Linked DNA regions of Homo sapiens: region 2 is linked to region 1. The links are chromatin loops, found by intact Hi-C in ENCODE. Cell type or tissue: heart left ventricle. All regions are shown on one strand.

What was found. Hi-C counts contacts between places; a loop is a spot of excess contacts. Peaks named below come from ENCODE experiments on the same cell type or tissue, not always from the same donor. Only the 100,000 strongest peaks of a DNase experiment are listed, where the experiment ranks them.
Region 2: a loop joins it to region 1, with 2.3 times the contacts of the local background. A loop is called at or near these places in 4 of 110 quality-filtered maps.

Annotation. Positions count from the first base shown.
Region 1 is chr22:42,881,116-42,883,615 of GRCh38, reverse strand. It overlaps PACSIN2 (protein kinase C and casein kinase substrate in neurons 2), which reads left to right. Exons shown (of 11, transcript NM_001184970.3): 7 at 1,312-1,432. Among named protein-coding and RNA genes, the nearest start is that of ARFGAP3, 25 kb to the right of the region's middle. RefSeq lists enhancers at 599-1,172, 1,173-1,747, 1,748-2,322. In heart left ventricle, no CTCF peak of the experiment used is centred here; no DNase peak of the experiment used is centred here.
Region 2 is chr22:42,958,901-42,961,400 of GRCh38, reverse strand. All of the region lies in intron 1 of PACSIN2 (protein kinase C and casein kinase substrate in neurons 2), which reads left to right. Among named protein-coding and RNA genes, the nearest start is that of PACSIN2, 55 kb to the left of the region's middle. RefSeq lists an enhancer at 1,404-1,698. In heart left ventricle, no CTCF peak of the experiment used is centred here; a DNase peak (open chromatin) is centred at 1,430; H3K4me3 peaks cover 1,606 bases; H3K27ac peaks cover 2,311 bases.

The DNA of each region.
Region 1 (2,500 bases):
GGCTCTCAGCCCCCAGGACAGCACATACCCTCTGAGACTTGGTTCTGAATTGTGATATGGAAGCTGTGCTGTTTCTTCTGTGCTTTCCTCATCTTTGGTTCTGTGATGCCTTCACCAGGGCAGAGGTCCCAGCTAAGTCAAGGACGTGGATTACTGTCATCCATCTAGCAGAACCGTGTAGGGATGCGTCACGGGTCAAGGCTTGCTGTTAATAGGAGACACATTCCGTTTGTCTCCCTCTGTGTAACAATCATCAAAAGCAACAGTTACTGCACCGCTGCTGCTCTGCCACCATTCCATTTTTATGATAGTCTTGTAAAGTGGGTGGCACTGACCCCATCTTATTGATGAGGAAGCTGAGGCTGGGTGAGATTAAATGACTTGCCCGAGGCTGCTCTGCTGGCAGGAGCAGGGTGAGGCTGGCCTGTGTCAGGCTCTTCTGCATGTGGAGTGACTCCCATCGTGTGGATGCTTGTCTGTCTCTGTGTCTGGATTTCCCCCTTTTAATACAGGCACCAGTCATATGGATTAGGGCCCCTGCTAGTGACCTCATTTTAGCTTGATTACCTCTATAAAGACCTTATTTCCAAATAAGGCCACATTCCGAGGCACTGGGGTTTGGACTCCAGCATGTCTCCTATGAAGGACACAATTCAACCCTTGATGGAGGGGATCATGCCCACTCAACGGAGGAGGAAACCGAGGCCCAGAGAAAGTACATGACTCACCAGCCATAAAGATTATAAGTGAAAATATCAGGTCCAGCAGTGATCCATACTCTTCCCTGGCAGGGCAGCTTCCTAGGAAGGTGAGCCGATGATGGCTGCCAGGCGGAAGGCAGCCCCCACCCCGTCTTGGTGGTGGGTGTGTTCAGCACCGGGTCATCTTCACGCTCTGCATTGGCAAGTCTGGGTATAAAGCTTTTCTGGACAGAGATGAGGAAGGAGGGGTACTTTCTAACACCCTCCAGTTTTCTCTTCCTCAACTCTGGGCCTGGTGAAATGGGACCACACAGAGTGGTGGCCCACACAGCCCACCTGCTGGTGCCTTTTGCATATGTGACACAGAGCAGGGCTTAGTCATTGCCACCTGCTTGGCTGGTTTGATTTAAAGCTCATTTGTCAGGAGCCATCTGTGCACGTGGCGGCCCGTGACCTTCCACCTGAGCCAAGGGAGGAGTGTTCTGGCTCTGTCTGTGAAACCAACTCACAGAGGGCAGAGACCACGGGACCTGCTGTGGCTGGCACTGGGCTGGGACAAAGGGTAGCTGGCCCCTGCCTTCTAAAAGAGCCACGTTTCTCTCTGATTTAGCTACAAAGCCATTTACCATGACCTGGAGCAGAGCATCAGAGCAGCTGATGCAGTGGAGGACCTGAGGTGGTTCCGAGCCAATCACGGGCCGGGCATGGCCATGAACTGGCCGCAGTTTGAGGTAAGAGGAGGGTGTGCCCATGAGCTCATCAGCCTGGAAGAGGACCTGGGCCCACAGAGTTGCTAGATGATGTCTTTCTCATTCTAGACTCTATGTTAGTGTTTGCCCTGTTTATCAGGCAGCCTTTAGGCATAGCTATAGTACAGACCAAGTTCTGGCATAGAGTCCTGGGGGGCTGCAGGCATTACCGAAGGCCTTCTGAACCTCTCCTGAAGTCGCGGTTATGTCCTCTCTAGTTGGGAATGTTTGACTGTCACTTTTTGGCCACTGGCATTCCCTTCCTTCCTAGTCAGTCTCAGGAGCCGTAGGCACACAGGACCTCAGGTCCCTGACCCACCCTGTGGGATGGCCAGGAAGGGAGCAGCCACAGTGCTCCCCTCACGGTGGGCCAGGGGAGGGGAGGTGGTCTCAGTGGGCAGCCCTCCCTACCCTTCCAACAAAGGACTTTTCCCTACTCCAGGCAGTAAATTCAGTGAATCCTGATTCAAAATGAATGTTCTTCTTTTCCCATCATGTGGGTCTAAGCTTTCATTATCTTTACATTCGAAATGCAAGGGCCTGGGGATCTCAGGACTCACCTAGCCCTTGGATTGGTCACTAGGCCCCACCTGGCACCCTGAAGGCAGTGGGCAAAGGTCCTGGTGCCCCTGAGGCTTAAGCACGTGGCGTCAGCTGCCCCAGCAGGGATGCTGAGGGCGACTACCTCTGCTGTGGGCGTGGGCCTCGTGGCTTCCCCGACTCAGCAGCGGCCAGAGCCCGGGCTGCATTCAGATTCTGCTCACCTCTGACCACCTGTGGGAAGCTGAGCAAACTATTCGCCCTTTTTGTGACTCAGTTTTCCCACGTGTGGAATGGGAATGACAAGAGCACCCATCTCCTGTCGGGGGCTGTTAGGGAACATGGTGACTTTGTCCACGCAGGGCTATTGACCCAGGCCCACCACTCAGAAACCTCCTGGGCGCCTCATAGCCTGCAGTTTTGTCAGTCCTTACTCCTGCACTTCTTTTATGGCCCTTAACAGGAAGGTTTTTCCAAATGACAGTGTGGGCCCTGCTGCCGAGCACTCCC
Region 2 (2,500 bases), 78 kb before region 1:
CATAGGACAATAGTGGAGGGAAGGTCAACAGATAAACAAGTGAACAAAGGTCTCTGGTTTTCCTAGGCAGAGGACCCTGCGGCCTTCCGCAGTGTTTGTCTAAACACAAGATTTTCAAAAGAGATTTTTAACCTACTTCGTTTTGTGTTATAAGGTAAGACTAGATGGCTGTTTTTAACTGAACATTTTTGAATGAATATGAGTAGCAAGAACACTGGTAAATAGTGTATATCCACTTAGCACAGTTTCCCCTTGCAGTATGTTCTTTTGCCAATTACGTATTTTCCCATCCCTACATACACCCGCTTGGGCCATGTTGAAAGGAGGAACCGCCCTGAACTGGCCCTGCCCTGGCCATTACCACTTAGATCCTGGCTTGCCAAGGGGAATGGGGGAGTGTGCATGTGTATCTTCTAGGAGGGCACCTAGCAGAAATTGATCCCTTGAAATATTTGTTTCCTGTCTGTTTTTGCAGGTTGGTTTCCATATCTACTCTTTCCTGTAGTGTCTGTATTTTTTGTTACTGTATGAGATTTTAAAAAGTGTTATTGAATAATATGCATACCTAAAGTGCACAGATCTCAAGTGTACATATCAGTGAATTTTCACAAGCCCAGCACACCCATAGCCAGTTTAAGAGCCACAGCACAGCTCCAAAACCCTCCTGGCACCCCTTCCTGCCTGCCTCCTCTTTCTCTTCCCTGTCCCGGCTTCGAAGGGTGTAGATTAGTTACGCCTTTTCTTGTGCTGGATCCAAAGGGAATCGTACAGCATGTATTCTTGTAGGCACAAGCATTTTAAAATCTTTCTCTCCTCACCTAAAGCTTTATTGTTTTTTTCTTCACTTTAAATTCTTTGTAAAAATTGAAGAAGCGAGGTGTTTTTATTTCCATGTAATCACAGTTGCGTATTTGAGTGTCCTAGTTCTTAGGAGACAGTCGTGCTGCTGAGAGACCATGGGGTCACCTGCCTGTCTCCAGGGGACTCTGTGTCCCCAGTCCTGTCTCCTGCATGAGGCTTCCTGTTCATCTGCTGACAGGCATTGCCTTGTTGTGTGTAGTCACAGAAGGAAGTTGACTTCCACATGTAGGGACAGTGTAAGATTATCCTGTGCAAGCAAGTCCCTGTCCCACTGACTGCTGTGACGCCCCTCAGATGCAGAGAGAGCATGCTGTCTTTTTTCTCTTGTAAGCAGGAGGATCCCAAATACAAGAAGATATTAGAAGACTCATGTATGGTGTAAGTTAGTTTGTATATAATTTGATTTTTTGTGTGTTGGGGAGGGGGTAGTATGAATTTTGTTCTCAGACCTCTTCTCCCTGATTTTCCGTGGAAATACTGAAATTTCTCTTTGGCCACTTTCTGAAAAGAGAGCTCTTCTGTGATGGCCACAGCAGGCAGGAGCGTGCAGTCTGGGAACCTGGGACTGTACAGCGAATGCAGCAGTGTATGGGAATGACCTTATCTCGGCAGCCAACAGGAAATGATGAAATGTGCTGGGAGAATTCAGCTGAGAGACAGAGGTCAGACATGCCAGCAGGGTTGGAAAGAGGCAGGTACGGAAGCTGAGCTGCAGAGTTAGCCGGCATCTGACAGAAAAATGTGAGTGTGCTGTGGAAGGCTTGCATTTCCTTTAAGGTAGACCTCTTTGAAAGTAGAATTTTCACGGAATTGTTTTCTTTCTCACTGAGTGACTGATTTAACAGAACTCTCACCTTCTATGCAAGCGCACCTAGTTTTAGAGCTCCGTGACGGCAATGTTCAATTAGTTCATTATTAACTGAGCAATGCAGAATGCTTTATCCAGGGTGCTTGGAGAAGATGTCAGAGTAAGTGTTTGATTTTCTTGGAGAATAGATTTCGGCTTAAACAAATGAAGGATTGTGTTTTGTAATTTTTGACTCTGGTTTTAGAACATACGTGCGTGTTTCCTTTCAAAATAGATGCAATAACTTTGCACCTTTGCTTTGGCATGTTTTAGAGTAGCTGACATACTTTAGCTGTATTTTTTTCTTACCGAGTAGCTAAATGAGTTACTTGAGTTAGCTGTTAATAGAGGGCTTTTCCCCCTACTTTAAGGCGTTAATGTTTATTACATGCTGCCATTTTCTTTCTTTACAGCCAAATCTAATCTACAAACACATAAGTGGGACTTGAGAGAGAAAGCAAATTATCTTTTCCAGGAGACTGTAATTGCTGTTTCATGACTGTTTACTGCAGAGTCTCTGATCACCTGCCACCGCTCCAGGACCCCTCCCGACCACCTTCCCATCCTCCCCCTCAGTTCTTCTCATTTCTCATCCCAGCTGGACCCTGTGCCCTCGTCCCCCTCTGAGGGCTGTCACTAGACACTGTTTATATTTTTGTCGGGTAACAAAATGTAAAAGTCTTATTGTTTTAATAACTGAGCAGCCTTATGTACGTATTCAATTGTTTCTTAGAAGTCATATTCTGGAATTTTTGAAAAACAGTGGCTCCCCTTTATTGCTGTGGTGCTGTA